Regions from separate parts of the Homo sapiens genome. Here region 2 is linked to region 1. A link is a loop called in an ENCODE intact Hi-C map of the cell type or tissue named here. Cell type or tissue: mammary epithelial cell. All regions are shown on one strand. Links, peaks and the distances in the headings refer to the core of each region. The heading gives the core; the rest is flanking DNA.

What was found. Hi-C counts contacts between places; a loop is a spot of excess contacts. Peaks named below come from ENCODE experiments on the same cell type or tissue, not always from the same donor. Only the 100,000 strongest peaks of a DNase experiment are listed, where the experiment ranks them.
Region 2: a loop joins it to region 1, with 2.2 times the contacts of the local background. A loop is called at or near these places in 7 of 110 quality-filtered maps.

Annotation. Positions count from the first base shown.
Region 1 is chr2:10,703,717-10,714,483 of GRCh38, reverse strand. No RefSeq gene overlaps it. Among named protein-coding and RNA genes, the nearest start is that of ATP6V1C2, 13 kb to the left of the region's middle. In mammary epithelial cell, for the core only: a CTCF peak has its summit at 4,962 (motif pointing left); no DNase peak of the experiment used is centred there.
Region 2 is chr2:10,771,909-10,779,908 of GRCh38, reverse strand. ATP6V1C2 (ATPase H+ transporting V1 subunit C2) reads right to left here. Exons shown (of 14, transcript NM_001039362.2): 7 at 7,972-8,000; 8 at 7,299-7,367; 9 at 5,029-5,121; 10 at 4,838-4,931; 11 at 2,187-2,324; 12 at 1,240-1,337. It overlaps LOC105373428 (a long non-coding RNA gene), which reads left to right and starts at 6,506. Exons shown (of 3, transcript XR_922797.4): 1 at 6,506-7,468. In mammary epithelial cell, for the core only: no CTCF peak of the experiment used is centred there; no DNase peak of the experiment used is centred there.

The DNA of each region.
Region 1 (10,767 bases), core at 1,400-9,399:
TCCTGCCTCAGACTCCTGAGTAGCTGGGATTACAGGCGCCCACCACCATGTCTGGATAATTTTTGTATTTTTAGTAGCGACAGGGTTTCGCCATGCTGGCCAGGCTGGTCTCGCACTCCTGACCTCAGGTGATCCGCCCGCCTCATCTTCCCAAAGTGCTGGGATTACAGGCATGAGCCACCATGCCCGGTCTGATCATTAAATTTTAAGCAGAAAATTCAAAATCAGATTCCAATTCTCAGGCCGGGTACAGTGGCTCAGGCTTGTAATTCCAGCACTTGGGGAGGCCAAGGCAGAAGGATCACTTGAGGCCAGGAGTTCAAGACCAGCCTGGCCAACATGGTGACTATGGCCAACATAGTCTCTACTAAAAATAAAAAAATTAGCCAGGCATGGTGGGTGCCTGTAATCCCAGCTACTAGCAAGGCTGAGGCAGGAGAATCGCTTGAACCTGGGAGGCAGAAGTTGCAGTGAGCTGAGAATGCGCCATGGCACTCCAGCCTGGGCAACAAGAGCGAAACTCCGTCTCAAAAAGAAAAAAAAAGAGAGAAAGTCCCGTTCTCTGTAATCCCGGTGCTTTGGGAGGCCAAGGTGGGAGGTTCACTTGAGGCCATGAGTTTAAGACCAGCCTGAGTAACATAGTGAGACCCCCAACTCTACGAAAAATAAAAATTAGCCAGGTGCAGTGGCTTGCACCTGTATTCCTAGCTACTCAGAAAGCTGAATACAAGAGTATCACTTAAGCCCAGGAGTTTGAGGCTGCAGTGAGCTATGATTGCATCACTGTACTCCAGGGTGGGTGACAGAGCAAGACCTCCTCTCTGAAAAATAAAAATAAAACCCCAAACCAAATATGGAAAAGGAGAAAACTAGAATAAATCCTGTGCTGCTGAACTGAAACTGGAGGTGCCAGTCTAAACTCCCAGATTTTAAAATGGGTGGATGAAGGGAGAGAGAGAGAGAGAGAGAAATAAACCATTTACTAGCTCTGTTTGCTGGGAGACCTCAGAAGCAATGATTTACCAGTAGCACTGAATATACCAGTAGTCCAGATCTTAGTTTCTAATACCACCATCCACTAAAAGGAACCAGGGAACCTTGGAGAAATGGGTGGCTTCCAGGCTGGATTAGAGGATAGTTAACAGATACGTCAGTTTACTCTCAAATATTTTCTACATATAATTAAGTCATTATATAATATATAGTACATATTGTAAGTATATATTAGGTGATATAGAGAACTATGTCATATATATTACATGCCAATATAATAGTCCTATCATATACCCATATCTGTCTATGGAAGTTCCTTGTGCTAGTCTTACAACTTTTCTGTAAGGCTGAAATTTACGAGGCTGGGTACGGTGGCTCACACCTGTAATTTCAGCAATTCCGGAGGACGAAGTGGGCAGATCACTTGAGGCCAGGAGTTTGAGACCGGCCTGGGCAATATGGCAAGACCTCATCTCTACAAAAAATACAAAAAATTAGCTGGGTGTGGTGGTGCATGCCTGTAGTCTCAGTTACTCAGGAGGCTGAGGTGGGAGAATCGCTTGAGCCTGGGAGGTCGAAGTTGCAGTGAGCCGAGATCACATCACTGCACTCCAGCCTGGGTGACAGAGCCAGACCCTGTCTCAAAAGAAAAAAAAAGAAAAAGAAAATAAATTATGTTAAAATAAAAAGTTATCAACCAACAACAGGAAAATCCCTTTGGCAGGCTTCCATTAGTAGAAGTGAGAAGGGTGGTCCTGTTCCCACCCCCAGCTCTCAGCCTGGCCCCACTCTGCCTAGAGGACAGTTCAGGAAGCCACGGGCTCCGAGGTCACCCTCCCCTGCTCACTCTGATCTCCATGCGGCTCAGCACACCCCCTCTTCCGTCCCTCTTCCTGTCCCTCCTCCACCCTCCGCCCTTCATCTGTGCTCTCTGGCATTCATGTCCCTCATCCGCAAAACCTCTGGCTCCCAACTTCTTTCAATTTCCCCACCTTGTGTACTCCCCTGAGGACACTGTTTTACTCAGAACCCCTCAGGGGTTGGTTGTTTCCTGTCCCCACACCTACCAGCCCTGGGGCAATTCTCCTTGCTCCATCTTGCCACATCAGGCCCTTCTCCCGCACTCTGCCCTAACTCCCCTTGTCCCCACCCCTAGCTTCCAATCTCGGCATAGACCAGCCCTGGCCAATAGAACTCTCTGTGATGACTGGAATGCTTTATAACGGCACTGCCCAATACGGAAGCCATTGGCCACATGTGCACCTGAAGGAGGCTGGAGAAACTAAGGAACAGTTTTACATTTCATTTAATTTTCATTACTTGATTTTTTTAAATTCATTAATTAGATAAGTTTATTTATTTAATTATTTTGGAGACAGAGTTTCGCTATGTGGCCTAGGCTGGAGTGCAGTGGTGTGATCTCACTGCAACCTCGGCATCCCAGGCACAAGCCATCCTCCCACCTCAGCCTCCCGAGCAGCTGGGACTATAGGCACATGCCACCACACCTGGCTTATTTTTGTATATTTTGGTAGAGACAGGGTCTTGCCACATTGCCTAGGCTGGTCTCAAACTTCTGAGCTCAAGCAATCCTCCCGCTTTGGCCTCCCAAAGTGTTGAGATTACAGGCTTGAGCCACTGTGCCTGGCCAATTAATTTAGTTTTTGAGACAAGGTCTCATTCTGTTGCCCAGGCTGGTGTGCAGTGGTGCAATCACAGCCCACTGCAGCCTTGTCCTCCTGGGCTCAAGTGGTCCTCCCATCTGAGGCCTCTCCTGAGTAGCTGGTACCACAGGGGCACGCTACCAGGCTCAGCCTTAATATTTGCATTAATTTAAATTGACTACACGGATGGTGCTACTGTGTTGGGCAGCGACGTGTGGACAAACCGCCCTTTACCCTTCTTTTTATGGTGACCTGCAGACCCCCAAGTTCCTCCCTCTCATTCTAGTCCCCTTCTCCCCATCACTGTTCCCATCCTTACTTATGGGTGGTTTTTTTTTTTGTTTTTGTTTGTTTGTTTGTTTGAGACAGGGTCTTGCTCTGTCACCCAGGATGGAATGCAGTGGCAGGATCATGGCTCACTGCTGCAGCCTCGACCTTCTAGGCTCAAGTGATCCTCCTCCCACCTCAGCTTCCTGAGTGGCTGGGACCACATATAGGTGCATACCCCTACACCTGACTAACCTACTTATGTCTTCTTTTTTTTAATGGAGCAGGGTCTCACTATGTTGCCTAGACTGGTTTTGAATTTCTGGGGTCAAGCAATCCTTCTGCCTTGGCCTCCCAAAGTGCTGGAATTACAGGCATAAGCCAGGGCACCTAGCCTATTTATAACTTTTATTTTAAGTTCAGGGGTACATGGCCGGGCACGGTGGCTCACACCTATAATCCCAACACTTTGGGAGGCCAAGGCAGACAGATCGCTTGAGTTCATGAGTTTGAGACCAGCCTCTGGACAACATAGTGAGACCACGTCTGAAAAAATAAAATAATTTTTTAAAATGTTTTAATTAAAAAAAAAAATCAAGTCAGCTCAAGCATGACCTGCCCTTGAAACCATTCTTGATCCTCATTTGGGCTTCCGCCCCTGGCATCTCCCATCCCTCTATCACAGCTTTAGTGCCTGATCCCAAAGTCCTGGATTCCTCATCTGTCTGATCTCACACTGCGAGCTACTAGAGGGCACTCCCTTCCTCAGCTCTATATTAATGCCCAGCACCACGCCTGGCATAAAGTAGGTTGTCGGCAAATGTTTGGTTAATATGTGAATTCTTATAATTATTTTGATAAACATTGTGATTTTTAATTCTTTAGTAAGTATATCAAATGTTTAACTATTTGGAAAATATATATTGCTCATTGCCATAAATAATATGCGCTTAATTTGCCAATAGTTGATAAACATTGCAGAAACTTAAAATTCAGAGAACACACACTGTGATTAATAACTTTAGAGGTCAGTAATGTCCAATTCTCAGAAGAATACTTGTCCTTTTTTGTTTATGTTTTTTTGTTTTTTTGTTTTTGAGACAGAGTGTTGCTCTGTCGCCAGGCTGGAGTGCAGTGGCGCGATCTCAGCTCACTGCAACCTCCGCCTCCCTGGTTCAAGCGATTATCCTGCCTCAGCCTCCCTAGTAGCTGGGATTACAGGCGCCTGCCACTGTGCCCAGCTAATTTTTGTATTTTTAGTAAAGACAGGGTTTCACCATGTTGGCCAGGCTGGCCTTGACCTCCTGAGCTCAAGTGATCCACCCATCTCAGCCTCCCAAAGTGCTGGGATTACAGGCGTGAGCCACAGTGCCCAGCCCCCATCATTTTCTTAAAGAGGTTTTCAAGATCCCACTTATGTTCATGGTTTCACCTATGAACATTTATGCTAATGTGAGTGACCTCCTTCGCTCTCCCCTGGGATTTATTTGGCGGGAGTAGCACACTGATAGATGGATGGAATACAGCATCAGGAAATAACAGCATCTTTTCTTTTCAGCACACATCATTTTTAAGGTGTATCCACTTGGGAAATGGGTGCTATGAGAATAGGGAATTTTGGATTTGAATATTGTGAAGGAATAATGGTTCTCAACCACACAAAAGCCATGGAATAACAGCACTGGTTTTCTCCAGGTATCCTGTTTGGTGGAAGCCTGCTGAGTCTATTGGCAGAGGGAAGCCATTGCAACTTATGACAGCATACAAGGTAGGACTTTTGAGATGTCAGTAGAAACAGGGGAGCACTGGTCCCTTCCTAGGAGGGGCAGAGGGTGTCAAAGGCATCTGTGGGTCTGGGTTGGGTGCGAGCCTGAGCCTCGTGAGCATTGTGGAAGTTGCCCAAGAATGTGGAGTTTGATGCGGGGGGGCCCTCATGTTGTAGACCATACCTCCCGTCTGCTTCCCGGGAACCTCTGCTTCTTCCCAATCTGCCTTTGTCCTCCCTAGATCCTAAAGCCCTGCAGCTCCCTGGAGCCATCTTCTGGAGTAAACAGACTCTGCAACATCATCCACTTGCCTCCACCCCCTGCCATAGCCCTCACCTGAGGATGCTGTGGGCAACTGCAGGTCTCCGCCCTCCAGGCTGCTGCTGCCAGACCCCGATACCTCCACACTTGTGTAGAAGCCCCTGCTCCCCAGGGCTCCTGCCATCCTGCTGAACACCCTCTGCCCCTCCTAGGAAGGGAGCAGAGAAAGTCATGTGTGTCTGCAACGATGGGTTCGCAGGAGATGGTCAGATCCACTAGGGAAGCATCTGCATCTGCCTGGCTCACCACATGGTAAAGCTAATAAACAGTAACTATTTCCCCGAATGAACAAATGAACGATGAATGAATGAATGTTAACACCTGCCCACTCCCCATTGCGCGGTGAATACTCAGGCATCTAGCTTTAGAGCAGTATTTCGCTCCAGCCCAAGAAGGGTGGCTTCAGTGCCCCGTGGAGGACACCGGATGGCCGCCTCTGTGCACCTTCACTTCCTCCACTCCAAGGCCTTCCCTTTTCTCTCCCTTCAGGTGCCCACTCCTGTGCCACACCCTGTACCTTGTCATCACCTGAAACTGCTCCGCCCCTGAAATCTTGAATACAAGTACCCCACCTCCATCCCCCATGCCTGCCTCCCACCACACCTTCCCCTTAACTCACACACCGCCTCTGCTCCCTGCCACCCCATCACCTCCTCCTGGTCCTGTTTCTCTTCCAGCCAAGCCTGAACCCCAGGCTGCCTGAACCTCCCTCTCATCAGCACCTTTCCTTCTCTGTGCCTCACCTTGTTTCAGCAGAACCCCAGCCTAGCTCAGCATTTTTTTTTTTTTTTTGAGACAGGGTCTTCCTCTGTCACCCAGGCTGGAGCACAGGACTCAAGGGATTCTCCCACCTCAGCCTTCTGAGTACCTGGGGTTACAGGCACCTTGCCTGCCTATTTTTTTTATTTTTTGTAGAGATGGGGGTCTCACTATGTTGCCTAAGCTGGTCTCGAACTCCTGGCCTCAAATGATGCTTTCACCTCAGCCTCCTAAAGTGCTGGGATGACCGGCGTGAGCCGCTGTGCCTGGCTACATTTTTTGTTATATCACAATATCACCCTCTCCCAAGGTTGCCTCTTTCTTCTTAGCTCAGGGGATGCAGCACCTGTGGTTCAAGGTCATTACCACCTCCTGTTTGGACACAGAATCCTCCCCAGCTCCCCATCAGCTATCTCCTCATTTTCTTTTATCTTCAGACTCATTAGATTGACCCCTCCCCTCAGCTGGCAAACATGCACCACTGCCTTCTGTCCTAACGCCCATCCTCCTTGGTCCCTGATGCCCATCAGCCGTCATCTAATCTCTCTCCTTCCCTGTGCATCTCACCTCCTCAGAAGGGAGGCCTCATCACAGTCGTCAGCACCTGCCTGCACATACATGCACTCCCCTGACAGGGGAGGACCTACCTGCACGTGCATCAGGCTCATGGCTGGGGAGAGCCAGGAAAACAGGACAGACAAGGCCGCCGACCTCCTGAAGCCTACATTCCAGTGCAGAAGGGAGGAAATCGGCAAGCAGATAGGTAACTAAAAATGAGAAGCGCACACATTCTTTTAAAGTCCTATGAAGAAGATAAAAAGAGGCAACGAGACTGAGCAGGCGGGACATGGGGTCTCACACCTGTAATCCCAGCACTTTGGGAGGCCAAAGTGGGGAAGGGTGGGACATCATTTGAGACCAGCATGGGCAACATAGTGAGTCCCCATCTCAAAAAAAAAAAAAAAAGAGAGAGAGAAAGAGACTGACAGAAACTGAGAAAATGCACTTCAGTGAGTGTTCTTTCTGAAGCAACAACAGTGCCTGAAAGTTTATTTCTTTATTTATTTTTGAGACAGAGTTTTACTCTTGTTGCCCAGGCTGGAATGCAGTGGCACGATTTCGGCTCACTGCAACTTCCGCTTCCCAGGTTCAAGCGATTTTCCTGCCTCAGCCTCCTCAGGAACTGAGATTACAGGTGCTCGTCACCACACCCAGCTAATTTTTGTATTTTCAGTAGAGATGGGGTTTCACCATGTTGGTCAGGCTGGTTTCAAACTCCTGACCTCAGGTGATCCACCCACCTCGGCCTCCCAAAGTGCTATGATAACAGGCGTGAGCCACTGCCCCCGGTCTAGTGCCTGAAAGTTTGGAATGATCCAGATATGTAAGGAGTGGAGGGAAGAGCATGAGGGGCCCTGGGAACAGAAAATGCAGTGCCCAGGGCTAAGAAACCGCATGGCTTAGGGAAAGCAAGTGCGGGTGGGTGCCACGCCCTCCTCAGCCCTCCACAGCCTGGTTTCTTCCCCTGCCACTGCCTTGGAAGCCACACTCTTCTCCTTTGTGAGCCCAGTGAGAGGGCTCTGCCATATTGATTAGTCCTCCCTGCTCTATTTCTCCTTCCTTGATCTTCTCTTCCGGAGCCACCCCCTCTTGTGACTTCCATGACTCAGAGCACCCCCACCCTCCCTGCATCCGTGCCCACTCCCTGCCTGGCTCCTTTCCCGTGCTGGTTGCCTGACTGCCCTTCAGGTGTGCTTGACCTGAGTCTCCATTCTCGCCCACTGCTCCCTCACTCCACACCAGAGGGTCAGAACATTTTCTGGGGTCATAGACTCCTTTGATTCTCTGCTGGTCACTCTTCCCAGAAAAAAATAAGTGCACATAATACATACATATGATTTTTTCCATACAACATCATGAAGGGGTTTGAGGGTCCCCCTAAGTGTCGTGAACTCCAAATTAAGAAGCTTCATTTCTACATTGTCCCAGAAAGATTCCATCTATTTTCACAGTACTATCTGTTTATAGCTTTTTAAAGTTGAAAACTGCACTGTAATTCCAGCACTTTGGGAGGCCAAGGCGGGCAGATCACTTGAGGTCATGAGTTTGAGACCAGCCTGGGCAACACGGTGAAACCCCGTCTCTACTAAAAATACAAAAATTAGCCGGGCGTGGTGGCAGGCACCTGTAATCTCAGCTACTCGGGAGGCTGAGGCAGGAGAATCACGTGAACCAGGAAGGCGGAAGTTGTAGTGAGCTGAGATCACGCCACTGCACTCCAGCCTGGGTGACAGAGTACGACTCCGCCTCAAAACAAAACAAAACAAAAAGACCCTGAAAATTCAGGTGGGTAGGGATGAATGGGCAGACACAGAAGATCTATATGATACTGTCATGGTGGATACATGTCATCGTATATTTGTCACAGCCACAGAATATATAGCACCAAGAGTGAAACCTGATGTAAACTGTGGCCTTCGGGTGATAATGACTTGTCAGTGTAGGTCCCTCCACTATAGCAAATGTGTCACTCTGGTGGATGGTGTTGATCAAGGGGGAGGCTGTGAGTGTGTAGGGGTAGTGGGTATATGGGACATCTCTTGAGAACCTTCTGCTCAATTTGCTCTGAAGAACAAAGCTCTAAAACTGCTCTAAAAAATAAAGTCTGACCAGGCACGGTGGCTCACGCCTGTAATCCCAGCACTTTGGGAGGCCAAGACAGGCGGATCGCCTGAGATCAGGAGTTTGAGACCAGCCTGGCCAACATGGTGAAACCTCATCTCTACTAAAATTACAAAAATTAGCCGGGTGCGGTGACAGGCACCTGTAATCCCAGTTACTTGGGAGGCTGAGGCAGGAGAATCACTGGAACCTGGGCGGCGGAGGCTGTAGTGAGCCGAGATTGCACCATCGCACTCCAGCCTGGGCAACAAGAGCGAGACTTCATCTAAAAATAAAAAAATTTTTAAAAAGCCTGTTATTTTAAAAATGAATCATATGTAGGAAAGAGAACAAATTACATGTATGAAGCTTGACAGATCATAAGTGGGGATTCCCATGAAGCCACCACCCAGGTCAAAAATGAGCCCTGAATGTGACCAGAAGCCCCCTCTTGCCCTCTGCCAGTCACTATCCTTGCCCACCCCCCAAGGAATCTACCATGCTGACCTGCACACCAGTGACCAGTTCTGCCTGTCATAAGTAGAATCATCTGCCGTTGGCTCTTCCATTCACCTGGCTTCGTCTGTTATGCTTGTGAGATTCTACTTTCTTGGCCGTAGCAATTGTTCTTTCTCATCCACTGCTGTCCAGTATTCATTGTCTGATGTCCCATAGTGTGTTTTGATGGACTTCTGTTTCAAGTTCTAGGCTATATTGAATAATGCTATTGTGAGCATTCTCGTACGTGTCTTTTGAGCATTCTTGTACGTGACTTTTGGTGAACATAAGTACACATTTCTTTTCTTTCTTTCTTTCTTTCTTTTTTTTTTTGTTTGAGGCGTAGTTTTGCTCTTGTTGTCCGGGCTGGAGAGCAATGGTGTGATCTTAGCTCACTGCAACATCTACCTCCTGGGTTCAAGCGATTCTCCTGCCTCAGCCTCCGGAGTAGCTGGGATTACAGGCATGTGCCACCATGCCCGGCTGATTTTTTATATTTTTAGTAGAGACAGGGTTTCTTCATGTTGGTCAGGCTGGTCTCGATCTCCTGACCTCGTGATCTGCCTGCCTCAGCCTCCCAAAGTGCTGGGATTACAGGCATAAGCTACCGTGCCCAGACACACATTTCTTTATTTTTAATTTTTAAATATTTTTTAGAGACAGGTGGAGTACAGTGGCTATTCACAGGTGCCATCATAGCACACTACAGCCTCAAACTCCTGACCTCAAGTGATCTTCCTGCCTCAGCTTCCTATGTAAGCTGAGACTACAGGCACATGCTACTGTGCTGGACTGTACATATTTCTTTTTCTTTTTTCTTTTTCTTTCTTTCTTTCTTTTTTTTTTTTTTTTTTGTGAGACAGAGTCTCACTCTGTCGCCCAGGCTGGAGTGCAGTGGCACAATCTCAGCTCACTGCAACCTCTGCCACCCAGGTTCAAGTGATTCTCCTGCTTCAGCCTCCCGAGTAGCTGGGATTATAGGTGACTGCCATCGCGTCTAGCTAATTTTTGTATTTTTAGTAGAGACGGGATTTCACCATGTTGGCCAGGCTGGTCTTGAACTCCTGACCTCGTGATCCACCCGCCTCAGCCTCCCAAAGTGCTGGGATTACCGGTGTTAGCCACCACACTGGGCCAGCTGTACATTTTTCTGTTGAGTGTGTATTTAGGAGCGGAATTGCTGGGTCATAGGAGATACATATGTTCAACATAGGTAGATAATTCCAAATAGCTTTCCAAAGTGATCGTACTCATTCACACACCCACCAGCAATGTGTGAGTACATCTCCATCCTTACCAACACTTGGTATTGCCAGAATTTTTAACTTTCACCATTCAGGTATGTGTGTAATGACAGCTGGTTGTGGTTTTAATTTTTATTTCCCCAATGACTAATCATGTAGAGGACATTTTTTATGTGCTAATTGTTATTAATACACTAATATACTTTTTATTGGATTGCTTTTATATTATTGAGTTGTAGGAATTCTTTATATATATCCTGGATACTAGTCCTTTGTCAGACACATACTTTGTGAATATTTTCTCCTGGTGTATAGCTTGCCTATTTTCTTTTCTTTCTTTTTTGTTAGAGACAGTCTCACTCTGTCACCCAGGCTGCAGTGCAGTGGCACCATCATAGCTCACTGCAGCCTCAAACTCCTGGGCTCTAGCAATCCTCCTGCCTCAGCCTTCTGAGTAGCTTGGACTACAGGCACTAGTCACCATGCCCGGCTCCTATTCTTTTTTTTTTTTTTTTTTTGAGACAATGTTTCACTCTTGTTGCCCAGGCTGGAGTGCAATGGCACAATCTCGGCTAACTGCAACCTCTGCCTCCT
Region 2 (8,000 bases), core at 1-8,000, 67 kb before region 1:
TTCGAAGGCGTTTCCTCTGATTCCACTTTCATAAAAATCTGTAAGAATTACGTATCTATTCATAAAAAAACAACAAAACCTACACCTAAAAGGGCACCCACTGGGACGCTGGCAGTGTTCTCTCCTGGTGTTAAAATTAAAATTACAGGAGATTTTTACTCACTCTGCTTACCTAGAGTTGCCAGGTTTCCCACAGTGAAGTTTTTTTTTTTTTTTTTTTTCTATAGCCGGAGTTTCTCTTGTTGCCCAGGCTCGAGTGCAGTGACGCGATCTCGGCTCACTGCAACCTCCGGCTCCGAGGCTCAAGTGATCCTCCCACCTCAGCCTCCCAAGTAGCCAGTACTACAGGCCCATGCCACCACACCCGGCTAATTTTTGTATTTTTAGTAGAGGTGGGGTTTCACCATGTTGGCCAGGCTGGTCTCGACAGTCCATGACAAGGGCATATATATATATATATACATACATATATATATATATTTTTTTTTTTATTAGGCAAAGGCCGGGCATGGTGGCTCGCGCCTGTAATCCCAACATTTGGGAGGCCAAGGTGGGCGGATCATCTGAGGTTAGGAGGAGCTCAAGACCATCCTGACCAACATGGTGAAACCCCGCCTCTACTAAAAATATAAAAAAATTAGCCGGGCGTGGTGGCGGGCACCTGTCATCCCAGCTACTAGGGAGGCTGAGACAGGAGAATCTCTTGAACCTGAGAGGTGGAGGTTTCAGTGAGCCAGGAACATGCCATTGCACTCTAGCCTGGGCGACAAGAGTGAAACTCCATCTCAAATAAAAAAAAAAAAGGCAAAATAAGCTTTGTTGTTGTTGGTGTGGTTTTGGTTTTCTCTCTGGACTGCCTTGAGGGGTGCGGCTTCCAGGCTGAGGACGGAGGCAGCCCGAGAGCGCCTTCCAGGAGCCACTCGGGCCCTGCGGGCTTCACGAGGGTGGGGACAGGAGCCAGCCAGAGGGTCCACAAGGGCATGCAGGTAGGGCAGCTGGGGAGAACCCAGGTGACACTTGCCCCAAGTGTAGCAGGAACGGAGGGAGCAGACAGCAGGGGACACAGGGCTGAGGGGAGGGTGTACTTGACTCGGAATTGAGCGTGTTGCCAACAGCCACAGTCTCAGAAAGGAGACGGGTGGAGGATGGAGAGAAGGCAGGAGCTGGGGTGCCCCGATAGCTCCCCCAGACCCTGCCCATCCTCAGGACAGTCCCAGCCGGGGCATCACTGCCACGCACCTGAGCACGGACTCCACAAACACTCTCAGGGCCTTGATGTGGATCCAGGCAATGAAGGCTTCACTGAAGTTCACCTTGAGCCAGCGCAGCAGGGGGCCCTGCAAAGACAGAAGAGCCAGGTGACCCCTGCTGAACACCCCGCCTGACACAGAGCCAAGAAAGGACTTGGGTTTTGACAGAGCACGCCCTGAGCTGAGAAGAAGTGCCCAGGAGCCAGAAGCAGAGAGTCGGTCAGACCAGCCCTGGGTCAGGCTCAGGACCTCGAGGTCCAGGGCACCTGGTGCCGGGGAAGCTCAGCGGGCCAGCCACCCGGTGCATGCACGGGGCCACCACAGACCGCAGCGCGGGGAGCTGGGCAGCCCCTGACCTTGGGGCTTTCAGCAGGCAGCCAGGGGCTTCTGCCTGACACTGTGCAGCCAGGGAGCCCACCTTCTCAGAGGCTCTGCCCCCAGGGTCCTGGCATCATCCACAGCAGCCGCCTCCCCTCACAGCCCCACCTCACGTGGCCACAGCAGCAGCCACTGATGCCGGTGTGGCAGGTCTTCCTGGGAGCTCAAGAGTCTTGGAGCAAGAGCCCCGAGCTCCCGCCTGACACTGCAGCTGCCCACAAAGGTCAGGGGTGGGTTCAGCAAGGGCAGCCAAGGGAGGAGAGCTGAGCTGCCAACCACCACCCCAGCCAGGGCCCTGCCCGTCCCAGCTCCAGCCACCTCCAGCCAGGCGCCCGGGGAGAGGCGCCCTGGCCGACAAGCACCCTTCACTGCTGGCGGGGGCAGCTCCAAAGAGGCCCTGCAGATTAGGAGGAAGGCATGATTCCGGCTCCTCAAATTTAAGACCTCAAAAGCCATATTAGAGAACAGAAAAATGCAAGGATTCATTTTCCCAGAAGGCGCCTGAGCTGGCGAGGAGATGTGAGCCAGGGACCCCGGGGTTCCCGGGGCGTTGCTTACCTCACCCTCGCCCTCACTCTCTCTCTCTCTGTCGGTCTGCCCCGCAGCAGGCCTATCAGGGTTACCTAGCGGGGTTACCTTAACCTTGTGGTCCGGGAAGGTGGATGATCCCTTTTTAAGAGCAACACAGGAAGTTTGCTAAAGGCACAGAAATGATTTATTAATCTTTCAGCAAACATGCATCACAAACAAATAAATCATTCTCATCGCCTGAAAGGCACGCGAGAGCAAGCTCAGGAATTCAGGCCCACCCTCGGGACTCGCGTGCTGGCTAGACTAGAGATGTGGTAGGTGCCCACCGGGCTCCTGGAGTGGTGAAGGCAGAGAGAAGGGCAGTGTTAAGGTCTTTGGGTTCCATATTCCAAGCACAGAGCCGATCTCTGGCAGAGGGGTCAGCCCTGAGCTCCCTCCCCTTGCTTGGGCTCAGCCAGGACCCCCATCGCAGGCCGACCAGGACAGCACCGGGAGGCGTTAGTGGAAACGGCTCTCTGCGCTCTGTCAAGGTGGCTCCACCATGCCCAGCCACAGATGCCTTCCTGGCATTCGGGGGGCACCTCGGCATGCAGAGTGCAGGAGATGAGTTGGGCATGCAGTTAGGACACTCACCCTTTCCCATTCTGTCTCTGCAAACAGGTGGGAAACACAGGGACATCCCACTCTGCTCTCAAAGTACACTCAAACCCCAGGGCCTGGTCTGTCCCTCTGGTTGATGAGTGACAAAAAGGATGCAAGACGTTTGGTCATGCACTTCTAGATAGGCCAGAGGGGGCCAGATTCTCAGGAGGCCAGTGGGACTACCCAAGCTGAGAGTGCCTCCACCTCCCGCCCACAGAGAGACCCTGGCAGGGCCCCCAGGGTGGTGTGGGCGAAGGCTACGCCATGTAAAATACGCCAGCTGGCAACCTGAGCCCCACGTGGCAGGCGGCAGGCTCCTGTGTGTCACCCTGTTCCCCGGGGGTCTGGCAGGCCTGGGCCAGTGCCCAGGTGGGTGCCAAAGGCCCTGCTTCGCCACCTGTCCCCCAGCAGGGCCTCCCTGGTGTGGAGGCTGCCACGGTCTAGCCCCGTCCAGAGATACTGCGCAGGGGGTTGGGACCAGGACTGAATCGAGCTGGGAAAAAGCCTGGCTGAAGAGAACAGCCAGGGCGTGCCCAGGTAGCGAGGGTTTCAGGTGAGCTGAGCCTAAGGAAGAAAACACTTTGGAGCTCAGCTTTCACTGGGGAAAATCTTTCCTGCCTGGTGTCTGGGTCTGTGGGCCCTGCTCTGAAGACTGGAGCATCCAAAGGGCTGGGGGTCCCCAGCTCCAGCTCGGCTCCTCGTCCTCAGGAGGCGACACCCTCCCCGCAGGCTCAGCCGGAGCCCAGCAGCGTCTGGCTCTGAGGTGTGTCTCACTTGCTGTGCACACACAGGTCCACACACACACTCATACATGCACGTGCGCGCGCACACACACACACACGTGTGTGAGCGCCCTGTGCTATTTCGGAGGAGGAGGGTGAAAAACCCCCTATATAAACTTGTATATTATCAGCTGTTGTTTCCTCCCTAAAGGGAAACAGACCAGACCAGAGGGGCTCCGAGAACCCCACTACGGGGGCTCCGTGGCTGGGCTCGCTTGTGACGGGGTGGCTGCTCATCCCCAGTCCCTGCAAAAAGGTCGCTGACAGACAGGCCAGGTCCCCAGGAGCCCGGAGCACACACTTGGCAGCACGGACACTGGGAGCACTCCCAGCCTGCCCGCGGCCACGGCGCTCCTCCCCATGGGAGTCCTCACAGTGCTGTGTTCACACAGTGACTTTCCCCCAAAGGCCTCAAGAACTTTCTACTCATTCCTCCTGCCCTGTCACTAGAGGCTGGACTGGAAGGTGCTCACGGAACCCTCCCTGGTGGGCATGAGGAAGAAGGGTCCCAAAAACATTCCACCCAGACAGGCTCCTTCCAAGTTGCCCAGCCTAGCCCAGCATCGCAGCAGGAGAACCTGAGTATGGAAGGTGCCCACTTCCCGGAGCGGTGGAGGGACCTTCCCAAAGCTCTCCTGCTCACAATTCAAACGTGAGCATCTAGTTTTGCTCCCTGGTGAGCTACGCTGTCCTCCTCCGTGAAGGGTTTCTGAGTGGCTGTGGTCGGAAGTCTCCAGATAAGCACCCTCTCCGCACTAAGGACACGGGAGGTAAATACAGGGGCTAGTGGCGCCCTGGAAACCTCACGGCTGCAATCTCCAAGGCCCAGCACTGCCCACCCTGCACACAGATGCTCCCGCCTGGAGCCCACGTGCCTTGCTCAGTCCAAGGAAGGCCTGGCAGGGTCCTCTGGCCAGCTTGCCTCTCAGAGCCTCAGTTTCTCCATACTGTGGAGCTAGCAACCCCTTCCTGGCAGGGCGGTGCTCAGGACCAGTGAGAACACATGTGGAAAGCGCCAGCTTGGGTGGGCCCCCGGCTCCCGCCCCCAGCTCCACCGCCTGGGCTCCTTTGTGCTCACCGCCCCTCCCCCCAGACCCTGCTCAGGCGTCCCATGAGAACAGACGGTCCCCATGGTGTGAGCCCAGGAGCCTGGGGACAATGAGAGGGAGGAGGGAGAGCTGGAGACCTGGGAGGACTCTTCTATCCCCAGGCCTCCGGGTAGGGGCGGGAGGAGCTGCTCAATCACATACTCACATACTGTTGCTTCTTATCAGACAGCAATCTGGCCATCTCCTCCCTTTCCCTTTCAATTTCCTTCTCATCATAGTAAAATTCACGAACAGTGAACCTTAAAACAAGCAAATCATGGGTTTTCACTCAGAAGCTTTCCAGAGGGGCAGAGACCCCCCGCAGCGGGAGATGAACCAAACCTGGAGGACCCTTACTTGTTTTCTTTGGCCTTGGTTTTGAAATCTTCAATCACTTTTCGAAACAGAGTCACAGTGAAAAGGCCCCCTTCCTTGTCCTCAGTAATGAGTCTGTTGGAGAGAAGCATCTGTTGGCTGGACTCACTGCTAGGCCTTGTGCGGGAGTGGGGCTCAGAGGCCCCGGGCCTGGTGGCCTGCACCTGGGGTCCATGGCAGCAGCTGAGGGCTGGGGAACCAAGGACACTCCCTGAGATTTCCTAACTCCTGGCTGCCTGCCCTTCCCTCCTGCCCCTTCCACACCCCTCCAGGCTAAGGCCTCAGGGGGCCTCGGGGTGCAGGGAGTGTAGGGGCCTGGGCTTTAGCTCCCGCTTATCAAATTCCTGAGAGACCAAGCCCTCCTGGGCCTCCGTCACCACAGCTGGCACAGGGTGTCCCTGGCTCTGACGTGCTGCCTGATAGTAAAGCAGAGTGGTGGAAACTATCCTACAAGGTCCATTTCACTTCCAATATCACAAAGTCCTAATGGGACACAGCCTCCCAAGCAAGTCTCAACACAGGACCACTGGGGCCACTGTCTCTAGCAACTCAGGAATTCTTGGGGCCAGGAGTCTAAGCATCTCTGAGTCCTATTGGCCAGAAGACTGGAAGTGGGAGCCCTCAGGCCCAGACACGATCTCACAGCATGCTGGCATGCTGGCAGGGTCACCCTTCCTGTTTCTCAGAGCCCATGCCCATAGGGGCTGCCGCCAGACTCCAGGTATTTCCAGAGTCATCTGTGCAGGCTTTCAGGTGGCCTGTGACAATGAAGGGCCTGAGGCTCTGGTCTGGGAGGCCAGGCCACCTACCAAGGCAGCCGGCCCTGTCAAGGATCCCCGGCTCTTGGCCTTTAAGAGCAGTGAATGCTCCTGCCAGCACACTGGCTTCAAGGGCCAGCTCCTCTGCTCCAGAGCCTTGCTCCTCTTCCCTGCCTCCCCTGTAACCTCGGGCTGTGATTGTCCTGTTCCTTGCACCCTTCAATTTAGATCCCGATTGCCATCTCGTAGCCCTGGGAGATCCCCGTCCCCCAGCAGGGGCCCCAGGGCAGAGGCCTTGCACCGGGAGTTCTGTGTGTGGGGAGTCAGATGAACAGGCTGGCTGCCTGACGCGCATTCTAAAACCTCTTCAAATTACAAACCTTCTCGGCCATACAAAAAGGTACAGAGGAAAATGAGTACCAAGCTGGGTGTGGTGGCTCACACGTGTAATCCTAGCACTTTGGGAGGCTGAGGCAGGCGGATCACCTGAGGTCAGGAGTTCGAGACCAGCCTGGCCAACACAGTGAAACCCCATCTCTACCAAAAATACAAAAATTAGCTGGCCGTGTTGGTGCACGCCTATAATCCCAGCTACTTGAGAGGCTGAGGTAGAAGAGTTGCTTAAACCCGGAAGGCGGAGGTTGCAGTGAGCTGAGCTCGGGCCACTGCACTCCAGCCTGGGCAACAGAGTGAGACTCCATCTCAAAAAAAGGAAAACGCGCAGCTTTGGATCAGCCACCCAAAACCAAAGTTCCAGCAGGTGAAAGCCCACATGCCCCTACCCCACTATGTGCCACTCACTCCATCCTGAGCCACTACCATCCTGAGTGTGGCCTTCCTGCCCGTGACCCATCCCCACAATTCCTTGTGCACCTGTGTGTGCCCGAGTCACGCCCATTTCACATCCATTTCAGACCCTCTGCTCCTCTGCAGCTGCCTTTCCCCTTCATCCCTCCTGACACACAGGGCCTGGCATCCTTGGTTCCCCCGCCATGCAGTGTCCCGTGATGGACAGTCTGTAACCCGCTCTCCTCCTGTCACTGTGACAGGACCCACTGGCTACTGCTGCTCTGGCCCCTGCAGGCCACACGCTGAGGCCGCTTTCCCTCCCGGCTCCCGCTGTGGCCGTTCACTGGGCAGCCACTTAGGCCAGGGCTGGCTTCCCCCTCTGGCAGGGAAGAATTGACGCTGAGCCGAGAACACAGAGCCAGAATGCAGCAGAGGCAACGGCGTGGAGAGGCTGCTCGGCCAGGTGGGGCCAGGGCAGCCTTCCCAGGGCAGGGGCAGGGAAGTGAAGTTTTGAAAGAGGAAGGCACTCTGGCATGTGACAAGGTGGGCGACCCTGACAGAATTCCAGGCCAAGGGACAGGAGAGGGCCCAGGTGTGGAAAGCTGGGGAGCCTCACACCCTCGGGGCATGTTTGGTGGTTGGGTGCCCTGAAGCACCCACACATGTACCCCAGGGGCCCTGGGACCAAGCTGGGGTCTCACTTACTTGGTTGATCGAGGGACCACCATGTCTGAGAGAGATTCGTAGGTTTTTTGCCATTGTGAGTAGTTTGGTCTGCAAGAACATAGAATCGTTACGTGATTTTTTGCAGAAAAGGCTCGTGGGTGTCCTGAGTGCCTAGGAAGCTGCACACCCCTTTTCCTGAAGGCCTGAAGGTGAGCAGGGATGGGGTCAGAGGGAGCCCTCACCTCCCCTGAGGTCTGCTGTTCCCATGGGGAATCCCCTGCCCAGCCTCCACAGGGTACCCACAGAAGTCCCTTTGTGAAGAGCTATGGATACACTTGGGGCTCGCTAATAACCATCTAATCCGGGCCCCGTGTGACCTTGGACAAGCTAACCGACCTCTCCAGCCTCAGGACAATGGGAATCACCAGACTTCCCAGGCCTTTGGTGAGGATGAAATAAAATAATGTCGACCACACATTGGGTATATAGCAAGTGCTCAATAAATGGCTGCTTCTATCGTGGCCACAACCACCATCACCCAACCACTGTCCCTACTGACAGCCGCAGGCAGGGCCCCATGAAGGAATGACTGCTTCCCGAGAACTGGGGCTGGGCAGGGAGCATCCTCGTCCACACTGCCCAAGTCACCAACGGGTCCACCTTCCTCTCCACTGGGCAGGGCCGGTTTCCTTCGTGATCGCCCAGCACTCACTTGGGGACGATGACCAGAAGTGTGACGAG